3 separate regions of the Homo sapiens genome follow, and regions 1 and 3 are each linked to region 2. The links are chromatin contacts, found by Hi-C or POLR2A ChIA-PET in ENCODE. All regions are on one chromosome and are shown on one strand. The core of a region is the stretch at or near the end of the contact, and the rest is flanking DNA. Distances in the headings are between cores, read along the strand shown.

Evidence for each region. A loop is a pair of places that touch in the nucleus more often than their neighbours do. ChIA-PET counts read pairs that join two places held with the same protein, here RNA polymerase II (POLR2A). Pooled maps may share reads with other maps.
Region 1: a loop to region 2 is called in a map with no recorded cell type, with 9 times the contacts of the local background. The contact joins two enhancer-like sites. A Hi-C loop is called at or near these places in 1 of 37 single-sample maps with no recorded cell type and 1 of 50 pooled maps. POLR2A ChIA-PET finds 5 or more read pairs at or near these places in 1 of 52 experiments (GM12878).
Region 3: a loop to region 2 is called in a pooled map, with 6 times the contacts of the local background. The contact joins the promoter of PRC1 here to the enhancer-like site in region 2. A Hi-C loop is called at or near these places in 1 of 50 pooled maps. POLR2A ChIA-PET finds 5 or more read pairs at or near these places in 2 of 52 experiments (WTC11 and naive thymus-derived CD8-positive, alpha-beta T cell).

The regions. Positions count from the first base shown.
Region 1 is chr15:90,095,088-90,099,145 of GRCh38, forward strand. All of the region lies in intron 1 of IDH2 (isocitrate dehydrogenase (NADP(+)) 2), which reads right to left. Among named protein-coding and RNA genes, the nearest start is that of IDH2-DT, 5.0 kb to the right of the region's middle. RefSeq lists an enhancer at 339-863. Within about 2 kb of position 2,029, at least 9 of the 41 ENCODE cell types and tissues checked have a DNase peak (open chromatin) inside an H3K27ac peak, as active enhancers do; they include GM12878, where a contact is called at or near this core.
Region 2 is chr15:84,734,311-84,737,940 of GRCh38, forward strand. No RefSeq gene overlaps it. Among named protein-coding and RNA genes, the nearest start is that of ZNF592, 12 kb to the right of the region's middle. RefSeq lists enhancers at 1-219, 726-785, 806-895, 2,176-2,235. Within about 2 kb of position 1,386, at least 23 of the 41 ENCODE cell types and tissues checked have a DNase peak (open chromatin) inside an H3K27ac peak, as active enhancers do; they include GM12878, where a contact is called at or near this core.
Region 3 is chr15:90,993,053-90,996,607 of GRCh38, forward strand. It overlaps PRC1 (protein regulator of cytokinesis 1), which reads right to left and starts at 1,483. Exons shown (of 15, transcript NM_003981.4): 1 at 1,355-1,483. The coding sequence starts at 1,365. LOC124903556 (a long non-coding RNA gene) reads left to right here and starts at 1,727. Exons shown (of 2, transcript XR_007064759.1): 1 at 1,727-1,883. RefSeq lists enhancers at 789-1,656, 1,657-2,523 and a silencer at 1,020-1,239.

The DNA of each region.
Region 1 (4,058 bases), core at 779-3,278, 5.4 Mb after region 2:
AAATAATCTTAGAGATCATTTAGGGGGAATAATGAGACTCAGAGAGTGTGGTCTGCATCAGAGGCAAGATAGAGCCCAGGTCCCTGACCCAAATGCAGCCTCTGGAAGACCCGTGGGTCAGATGTAGAGAAGCAGAACACAAACACAGCCTTGGACTATTCCATTCCCTAGAGAACAAAAGGTGGCTGGCTGCTGGCTCTACTGCCTTTCCCAAGACGCGATGGGGATTTTGAACCCAATCTACAATATTCCTTCACTTTTTTCTGAAGCTTGAGTGGAAAGAGCTGCAGAACCTGCGGAAAGTCTGTTGAGCTGTTGCAGAGCTAGTTTAGTTCTGGGGAGCATCTCCTATGAGTTAATTTGAGGACAGCTAATCAAATTTGTTAAAAAAAAAAAAAAATGAACTATCATAATCAGGAGCCCTAAGGAGAGACTCACTTGGGGCCAGTTCTTCAGGTTTCAGCCTCAGCCTGGGCTCCACGGTTGGGCTTCAGGCAGGCATGGCTAGGAGAGTTCAAGGTCAAGATCAAAGACCTGATGTGTCAAACCCTCAGAGACCACAGGACCTGATTATTTACTCACCGGCAGGTGCTAACTAAGCACTTATCCAGTACCCCACTGGGATACTGAAATGCCTAAAACACAACAGTGCCTGCCCGGAGGCAGTGAATGTGGAAGGGGAAACCTACAGGTAACAGAGAGAGAGCAAGCAGGGCTGTCACCAAAGTCAGGAGTGCCCAGGCCTCCCTGGAAGCAAACATCCCAGGGGAACTGAGAACAGCAACATGAGCCAAGGCCAGCAGAGACTTGTTCTGCTTGTTCCAGGTACTGGTTTTTTAAAAAAATCTTAATTGGTGACCAAGTTTTAAAAATCAGTAAATCTCAACAATAAAACAAATAACTCAACGTTAAAATGGACAGAAGACTGGCTGGGCACCGTGGCTCATGCCTGTAATCCCAGCACTTTGGAAGGCTGAAGAGGGCAGATCACTTGAGGTCAGGAGTTCGAGACCAGCCTGGCCACAATGGTGAAACTCTGTGTCTACTAAAAATAGAAAAAAAATTAGCCTGGTGTGGTGACACACACCTGTAGTCCCAGCTATTTGGGAGGCTGAGGCAGGAGAATTGCTTGAACCCAGGAGGTGGAGGTTGCAGTGAGCAGAGATCATGCCACTGCACTCCAGCCTGGGTAACAGGAAGACTCCATCTCAAAATAAATAAATAAATATAATGGACAAAAGACTTAAATAGACATTTCAAGTCCAAAGATGATATACAAATGGCCAACAAGCACATGAAAAGATGCTCAACATCACTAATCATCAGGGAAATGCAAATCAAAACCATAATGAGATATCACCCCACTATCCCCTCACAACCACTAAGAGAGCTACTATCAGGAAAAGAAAAACAAAACAGAAAATAAAGTGCTAGCAAGGATGTGGAGAAATTGGAACTCTTGTGCCCTGTTGGTGGGAATGTGAAATGGTGCAGCTGCTGTGGAAAACAGTATGGGTGTTCCTTAGCTAAAAGGAAAAGAATTACTGCCGGGCACGGTGGCTCGCACCTGTAATCCCAGCACTGTGGAAGGCTGAGGCGGGTGGATCACGAGGTCAGAAGATCGAGACCATCCTGGCTAACACAGTGAAACCCTGACTCTACTAAAAATACAAAAAATTAGCCAGGCGTGGTGGCAGGCGCCTGTAGTCCCAGCTACTGGGGAGGCTGAGGCAGGAGAATGGCATGAACCCGGGAGGCGGAGCTTGCAGTGAGCTGAGATCGCGCCACTGCACTCCAGCATGGGCGAAAGAGAGCAAGACTCCGTCTCGAAAAAAAAAAAGAAAAGAAAAGGACAAGAATTACTATATGATCCAGCAATTCTGCTTCTGTATATACATCCAAAAATATCGAAAGCGGGGTCTGAAAGAGATATATGTATGCCCACATTCATAGCAGCAATGTTCACAACAGCAAAAGATAGAAGCAACCCACGTGTCCATCACAGATGAATGGATAAAGACAATGTGATACAGTCCCCCCTTATCAAAGGTTTTATTTCCATGACGTCAGTTACCTGTGGTGTCAGTTACCCACAGTCAACCATAGTCTGAAAATAGGTGAGTACAGTACAGTAAGATATTTTAAGAGATCACATTCATGTAACTTTCATTACAGTATATTGTTATAATTGTTCTATTTTATTACTAGTTATTATTGCTAATCTCTTACTGTTCCTAATTCATAAATTAAACTTTATCATAGATCTGTATGTATAGGAAAAAAACATAGTATCTACAGGCTTTGCAGTTTCAGGTATCCACTGGGGATCTTGAAATGCATCCTCCAAGGATAAGGGGGACTACTGTTATCTACATACAATGGAATATGATTCAGCCTTGAAAAGAAGGGAAATTCTGACACCTGCTACAAAGTGGATGAACCTGGGGGGCATTATGCTAACTAAGTGAAATAAACCAGTCACAAAAGACAAATACTATATGCTTCTACTTACATGAGGTACCTAGAATAGTCAAATTCATAGAAACAGAAAGTAAAAAGGTGGCTGCCAGGGACTGGGGACGGGAAGTGGGGAGGTATTGTTTCATGGGTAGAGAGTTTCGGTTTTGCAAGGTGACAAAGTTCTGGTGATGGATGGTGGTAATGTCTGCACAACAGTGCGAATGTACTTAACAATACTGTACACTGAACAATGACTAAGATGGTAAGTTTTATACGTTTTTTACCAAAATAATAAAAATTTAAACCAGTCAAAAAAAATCAGGAGATTTTATATAAAAATCTAGAAATGCAGCAGGCACTCACTCATGGCAAGGATGGGCTGGGCTGAAGGCGGCCTCTCCCTTCACTCCATGACAGCCAAGTGCCCTCCAGTGTGGCCCAGGGCACTGGAGTTTGAGACCCCTGTCTGCTGTTCAGCCTGTATGGTGGAGATACAGCCATGGTCTGCCCTTCTCTGAGAGATAAGTGGTGACAAGCTACCTGAAATACACAGAGCAGCAGCTAGGCCTCCCTGAAAACCTCCGAAGTGACAGCCACCACGAATCTTCAGCTGATGCATTGCACAAACACTGTCCTCTTGGCGAGAGTGCAGGATGGAATTACACCAGTCACCAGAGGCACGTTAGGCTGACTCTCCTCCCTGTCTGGGGCTCCTAGCACCCAATACCAAGTAAGGATTTCAAAACACATCCCTGGCTTCTTGCTGCTCCCAGCAGGAGGCTAGAGGTCCAGCCGCAGGCAGCCAGCCCCAGGCATAACTGCTCCCTCCACATTCCTACCCATGCTCTCAGCAGAAAGGCTGCTCAGTCAGCATGTCCCAGCAAAAGATCAGAGAGTGGGGAAAGGTTCCAATTCCTGGGGGCTCAAGAAGGCAGGACAGCAACTTTGTATATTTTATGTATGTATGTATGTATGTATGCATGCATGTATGTATGTATGTATGTATGTATGTATTGAGACAGAGTCTCACTCTGTCGCCTACACTGGAGGGCAGTGGCGTGATCTCGGCTCACTGCAAGCTCCACCTCCTGGGTTCAGGCAATTCTCCTGCCTCAGCCCCTGAGTAGCTGGGACTACAGGCGCCTGCCACCACACCCAGCTAATTTTTGTATTTTTAGTAGAGACCGGGTTTCACCATGGTGGCCAGGCAGGTCTCGAACTCCTGGCCCCAACTGATCCGCCTGCTTCGGCCTCCCAAAGTCCTGGGAGCCACCGCACGCGGCCAGAACAGCCATTTTGGAACAAACTCTAGTAGACTCCTTGGTGTCATCCTTCATTCCTTCCCTTCTCTCACATCCAAACCACCAAAACCAGAAGCCACCCTCAGACAAGCCCACCCTTGCCATAAGTGAGTGCCTGCTGCGTATCTAGATTTTTATGTAAAATCGCCTGAATTGGAACCTTTCCCCACTACTGGCTCCTCCTTCAAAATATATCCAGAATCCAACCACTTCTTCACCATCCCCAGCGCCACCACCCAGGTCCAAGCCATCATCCTCTCTTGCCAGGTCCCTGAAGCTAGAATGCTCCCGATAAGA
Region 2 (3,630 bases), core at 136-2,635:
CCCTTAAGATACTTCAGTAAAGACCAGTGGGTTGGCAAATCCAGCAAATCCCCCCCCCGCTTTTTTTTTTTCTGAGAGAGAGTCTCACTCTGTTGCCCAGTCTGGAGTGCAGTGGCGTGATCTTGGCTCACTGCAACCTCTGCCTCCCAGGTTCAAGCAATTCTCCCTGCCTCAGCTTCCTAAATAGCTGGGATTATAGGTGCCTACCACCATGCCCGGCTAATTTTTGTATTTTTTAGTAGAGATAGGGTTTCACCACGTTGGCCAGGCTGGTCTTGAACTCCTGACCTCAGGTGATCGCCTGCCTTGGCTTCCCAAAGCAGTGGGATTACAGGTGTGAGCTACCGTGCCCGGCCAACTCTTTCTTTTCTTTTTTTATTTGAGATAGGGTCTCACTTTGTCGCCCAGGCAGGAGTGCAGTGGCACGATTATGGTTCACTGCAGCCTTCACCTGCTGGGCTCAAGCAATCCTCCCACCTCAGCCTCTCAAATAGCTGGGACTACAGGCATGTGCCACAATGCCCAGCTAATTTTTTTATTGAGACTGGGTTTCTCCATGTTGCCCAGGCTGGTCTTGAACTCCTGGGCTCCAGCAATCCACCTGCCTTGACCTCCCAAAGTGTTTGGATTACAGGCGTGAGCCACAATGGCCAGCCTCCCCTGTCTCTATTCTTCCGGATTTCACCACTGTGACATTCTGCACTCACCACTTCCCCCACCCCACCTTTTTTTTTTTTTTAATGCTTTTCTCCTGTAGCTCCCATGACCACCAGAAGTTACCCAACCAGGCAGATCAGTATCCCTTATCAGCTCACCAGTCCTGAATAATCCCTGACATTTGCATCTTCCTAGATCCCCTCTTTGAGACAGTGTGTTACAACTTTTCCTTTTTCCTCACCCCTCCCCCCTTGGTGACATTCCTTCCCTCTTGCCTGCGGTTACTTCAGAGTCAGCACCTGCACCCACACTTGACTCCTCCCCTCCAGCTCACAAGCGGAAGTATCTTCCTAGCTAAAGCCAGCCTCTCTGCGTTTGCTCTCGATCTCTCCCCTCCCACCATTTGGCCCCCCTTAGGGGACAGAACAGATCATGACTGATGCACCTTCAGCCTCTCCTGCTTTACTTTAAAATCTTGTCATCCTTTAAAATTCTTCCTTGCCCTCATCCGCCCTCCGCATAGTTACTGCCCTCTCTCTCCTCCCTCATTTCTGCCATCAAGCCCAAGCTCTCATGAAGCATTCATTTAATCTTCACAGCAGCCCATGAGGATGGTGTCAGTATTGTCCCTATAAAACAGAAGTGGAGTACAGTTGCTTTATTAAACAAGGTCACCCGGCAGGGGTTTGAAGGCAGAGAACTGGGCTTAGGGTCTGTGCCCTTGACCACTATGTCATACCATAATGCATGCCTCATACTGGATGGTGTCTGTTCCCAGCACTCAGCTCAGTGCCTTGCACATACATAGTAGGGGATTAATAAATATGTCTGACTAAATAAATACATGCTGCAAGTTCTTATTCTTTCACTCTTAGAATGACTCACTAGGCTGGGCACAGTGGCTCACGCCTGTAATCCCAGTACTTTGGGAGGCTGAGGCGGGCGGATCATGAGGTCAGGAGATTGAGACCTTCCCGGCCAACATGGTGAAACCCTGCCTCTACTAAAAATGCAAAAATTAGCTGGGTGTGGTGGCACGTGCCTGTAATCCCAACTACTCGGGAGGCTGAGGCATGAGAATCGCTTGAACCCAAGAAGTGGAGGTTGCAGTGAGCTATCATGCCACTGCACTGTAGCCTGGCGACAGAGCAAAACTCTGTCTTAAAAAAAAAAAAAAAAAAAAAAGACACTAATCCAGGGATTCTCAAAAAATGTAGGGGCTTAGGTTTATAGCTACTTTTCTGAAAGAAGCCACAGTTCTCATGAGTTTGTCATAGGAGTCTGTGTCCATACCAAGTTAATAACTTTTTTTTTTTTTCTTTTGAGACAGGGTCTCACTCGGTCAACCTCCTGGGCTCAAAGGATTCTCCCAAGTAGCTGGGACTACAGCTGTGCGCCACCACACCTGGCTAATTTTTTTTTTTTTTTGTATTTTTTTGTAGAGATGCGGTTTTGCCATGTTGCCCAACCTGGTCTTGAACTCCTGGCCTCAAGTGATCTGCCTGTTTTGGTTTCTCAAAGTGCTAGGACTACAGGTGTGAGCCACCGCATTCGGCCACAACTGCTTGATTCATTCATTTTTCTGTCTCCAGTTTCATTTTCCCCCTTCTCCTCCGCCTCACATCCTGTACAATGCCAGTAGATGACTAGATTGTCAATGTCTCATTTTAATTCTGTTGCTGGTAAAAACATAAGAATAGGCCAGGTGGCACAGTGGCTCATGCCTGTAATCCCAGCACTTTGGTAGGCTGAGGCGGGCAGATCACCTGCAGTCAGGAGTTCAAGACCAGCCTGACCAACATGGTGAAACCCTATCTCTACTAAAAATACAAAAATTAGCCAGGTGCAGTTGCACTCACTTGTAATCCCAGCTGGTAGGAAGGCTCGGGTGGGAGGATCACTTGAAGCTGGGAGGCAGAGGTTTCAGTGGGCCAAAATCACATCACTGCACTCCAGCCTGGGCAACAGAGTGAGACTCTGTCTAAAACAAACAAACAAACAAACAAACAAATATATATATATATAAATATGAATAATTCATACATATATGAATAAATAATTTTCTCTACCTAAAAAGTCTTGAATGCCCTCACCCCACTGCCTCCAACATAAAAATCAAACACTCTGGCCCAATAGCCAAGGCTTTCAGTAATCAAAGCCCAACACACTTTACTAGTACTCCCATTTTTCTCCTGCTTGAATTCTCTGCCCCAGGCAAACCAAAGTCTTCTAACTTCAAAGCCTATGTTCTAACTCGTCTTTCAGCAGTTCATTCAACAATAATGTATTTCATTCCTGATCTGAACCAGGCATTATGCTAGGGGTGGGAATACACAAATGAATACAATACAGTCTTTACCCTCGAGAGACTATCAATCTAATTTGGGAGAGAGATGTGAAAACAAAAATCTAAAGACATGGAATGACAAATTGTCCATGGGAGTTATTCTTGCCTGGAGGTGGGGTGGAGCTGAGAGTAAAGGAGACTTTTCTTTCTATGTTCAACATGTCTGCACTCTTTACCTGTTTCTTTTATAACATGCATGCTTTACTTTTGTAACCAGGGGAAAAAAATCACATTACATGAAAATTATGATTAATTCAATTCTGAACACTTGAGTTCAAAGAAAAAGCCCATAACTGTCAAAAACATAGTAAAATTAAGGAAGAAAGGACAATGAACCAATAGAAAAAAGTGGACAAAGCTATGAGAAGGCATTTCTCAGAATATGAAACATTTATGGTCAATAAACATATAAAGATATATTCAACTTCATTAATCATCAGAGAGGTACAAGTCAAAACCACAGTGAGATTCCATTTGATGTCTATTTGAGTGGCAAAAATGAAGAAATCTGACAATAGCTTGCATTGGAGAGGATGTGGATCAAGAGAATCTCATATACAATGTTGTTAGAAGTGTAAATTGGTTTAAAAAAATCAAACCAGAACAAAACAAAACCCCAAAACCAC
Region 3 (3,555 bases), core at 233-2,732, 6.3 Mb after region 2:
AGAGTGAGACCCCGTCTCAAAAAAAAAAAAAAAAAAAAAAAAAAAAAAGTTAATTATATCCATTAGCCTGGAACCAACATTAAAGGGTAAGTTTTCTCCTGCTTCATTCAATCCCTTGATAGAGGAGATGCCTACATAATTCATAAACTGTTAATGGACTTTTTTTTTTTTTTTTGAGACGTAGTCTCACTCTGTCGCCTAGGCTGGAGTGCAGTGTCGAGATGTCGGCTCATGCAACCTCTGCCTCCTAGGCTGAAGCGATTCTCCTGCCTCAGCCTCCTGAAAAGCTGGGGGTACAGGCGCGCCACCAGGGCCAGATAATTTTTGTATTTTTAGTTAAGACAAGGTTTTACCATGTTGGCACTCAATTCTCATTATTCTGAGGGCAAGCATTTTAAAAAGACTGATCAGAATTAGTGATCATGAAATGAAGAATCTTACAAAGCCTTAGAACAATCAGTTCCACCAAAAACTACACATTATTTAACGCTGTATCATCAGAAAACTGCATCCACAACTTTTAGAAAATAAAGTTAATATTTGGAAGTCACAAGGTTGGTAAGTGGCAGTGTCACCGTCTGGTCCCGATTTCAAGTCGGACAGTCCCTCCCCAACACCGCCTAGGAAGTTATTAAAACGACCGGAAAAGAATTCCATAATCCGTTTCTTAACTTGCAAAGAAACAAAGCTATCTTTCCAATTCAAACAAAACGTTAACACCGCTGGCCAGATATAAAGAAAAACAACGGGCCGGGCACGGTGGCTCACGCCTGTAATCCCAACACTTTGGGAGGCCGAGGTGGCAGGATTACTTGAAGCCAGGAGTTCGAGACCAGCCTGGCCAACATAGACCGCGTTTCCACAAAAATAAAAAAAAAGAATAAAACAAAGAAAAACAACGATAAATAAACTTAACAGCTTTAAAGAAAAGCCACGACCACAGAAGGTTTACAACGAGTCATCTGCGCCAAGCAGCGGCACCTGAGACGCTGCGGGCGGGGAGGGTGGGGTCCGAGCGCCAGCGCTGACCGCCTGGGTGGAGGCCGCCCCGGGCCCCGGGCCTCGACTACCCTGCCGCGTCCGGGCACCGGCGCTCGGCTCCCACCCGGGCGTCTGAGCCTGCGGGCACCTGCGGCCGCCGGCGGACAGCGCGTCAGGTCTCACCGCCGCGGCCCTCGCACTGGCTCGCCGCCTCCAGACCCTGCCCCTCAGCGCCCCCGGCCTCCCTCGGCGCCGACTGCCGTGACGATCTAGGCCCGGGACCCCGCACGGGTCCCGCACCCCTGAACAGGCCCCGCAGCCGAAACGAGCGTCGCTCCCTCCCGCGTCCCCTCGATTTCCCCGCAACCCGCACCTTCTCCTCATGGCGGACGCTCCAAGCAGCCGTGAGTCCAGGTCCAGACCTACTCCACACGGCCCCGAGAGCAACAACCACCCGCAAACACCGGCGATGTCACTCCGCGTAGCCGCTCCGCGAGCCGTTGAGCCCCGCAAAATTTCAAACCGCGCCACGGGGCGAAGCCTCGTCGCGATTGGCGTCGCGTCCCGTCGCTCCAAGAAAATCCCCGCCCCTCGGGCTGAAGTCGCGGGTGCGCAATCGGGGTGGGGACTCGCGAGCAGGGCCTGGGAAGCGCCGGAGTGGCGGCGGGGGATGACGTCACTGTCTGTGAGTGGCCGGGCGTGGCCTGCGCCTCCCGCTTCCCTGGCTTGGCGGCAGCCTCAAGGGACTCCTCTCCCAAGCCAGCTACCTCATCGGAGCGCCGCCCCGCCTCGCCCCGCGCAGTTTGGATTCGAAGTGCGCGGGCGGGGAGGGAGTTGAGAGCACCGCGGCTACCTGGCTTCCCTGAGTCCCGGCTGCCGGGAACGGGCGCGGGGGTGAATAGGTAAGTTAGCGCCTAGTTTCCCTCGCTCATCCAAGAAGCGAAGCTTGGAATCGATCTTTGGTGGGACTCTTCCCCAGATGTAAGAAGCCATACACTAAAGGGGAAGGGAAGGAACATTGAGTCCTGCTCATGGGCCTGGAACGTTTCAACGCCAGTTATCCCATTTAACCTCCACAATCGCCATTGCAGAGGAAACGCAAAAAGATTTGAATGATTTGCCTAAGTCACGTTATCAAATTAGATGAGTTTCTAAATCGTTACATGAAAAATTTAAAACTCAAAATAGACATTACTTTTGTAGCCTCCTTTCCTCGATGAACATGTTACATCCCTAAATGCTTATATATCACCGTTTTTTCCCAGTGATTCATGGTGGCATGGTGGCATGAATCCTGGTGTGTAGATATCTCGCCCATTCTGCTATTGATATTTAGATGATAATTTAAAAGATAAGGCTGGGCTGAATATCTTCATACATAAATCTTTGTGTATGTATGTATTTATAAATGCATCCTGCATTTTCGTACGGCTGATTCCTAGAGGTGTAATTACTGAATGCTCCCTTTATTAATTTGCCTTCTGCACAAAGCCTCACCGGAAAAGTACCCTCCTTTTGTTACCCTCAGCAGGGCTGAATTCTATTGTACTTCTAAACATCTTTGCTCATTTTGTAGGTAAAATAATAATACTGGCATTTCCTTGTTTGGCACTTGATTATAATTGAAATTGCACATTTTTCGTGTTTATTGGCCAACTGTAACTTAAGTGAATCCTCTTCATATGCCTTTTCCCTAAAGGTAAAGGATGCTTGTTTGCTTCACCTTCAGAACCATATTTTTCTTATTTTCAGAAAAACTTCATTAGTGCTTTCAATGTTCTTTTTACTTTTTTTAATTGAGACGGAGTCTCGCTCTGTCACCCAGGCTGTAGTGCAGTGGCCCAATCTCAGCTCACTGCAACCTCCGCTACCTGGGTTCAAGCAATTCTTGTGCCTCAGCTTCCCGAGTAGCTGGGACTACAGGCACGCACCACCATGCCTGGATACTTTTTTTTTTTGTATTTTTAATAGAGACGGGGTTTTGCCATGTTGGCCAGGCTGGTCTTGAACTCCTGACCTCAGGTGATCCGCCTGCCTCGGCCTCCCAAAGTGTTGGGATTACAGGCGTGAGCCAACGCGCCCGGCTTCCATGTTCTTTTTAACTTGTCAGCAGCATGCCAAACATTCACAGCACCAACACAGTGGGCGACAGGCACCACTTTTTCAATTTCCTTGCACTCTGTGATTAACATTGACACCACTAATAGAGTAGATGGTAGCACTACTTTTAAAATTTACTTGCATTCTTTGTTGATTAAATTAACAGGAGAGCTTTTCAGAAAGCTTCACAAATTTGTGATCTTCATACTTGTTCTTAGCACCAGCATTATGAAGTATCCAAAGAAAAGGCAATTTTTTCTCTCTTGTCCTTTACACTGAGGTGCTGAGGCTAACAAAGTCATAGAACTGATGCAAAGATATCCATTCAGAGCATAAACGCAGCATGTAAAACACTGTGTAATACGCGTTTATAATATATGACCTTAGCCTGGGCACTGTGGCAAAACCCTGTCTCTATAAAAAATACAAAAATTAGCCAGGTGTGGTGGTATGAGCCTGTAGTTCCAGCTACTT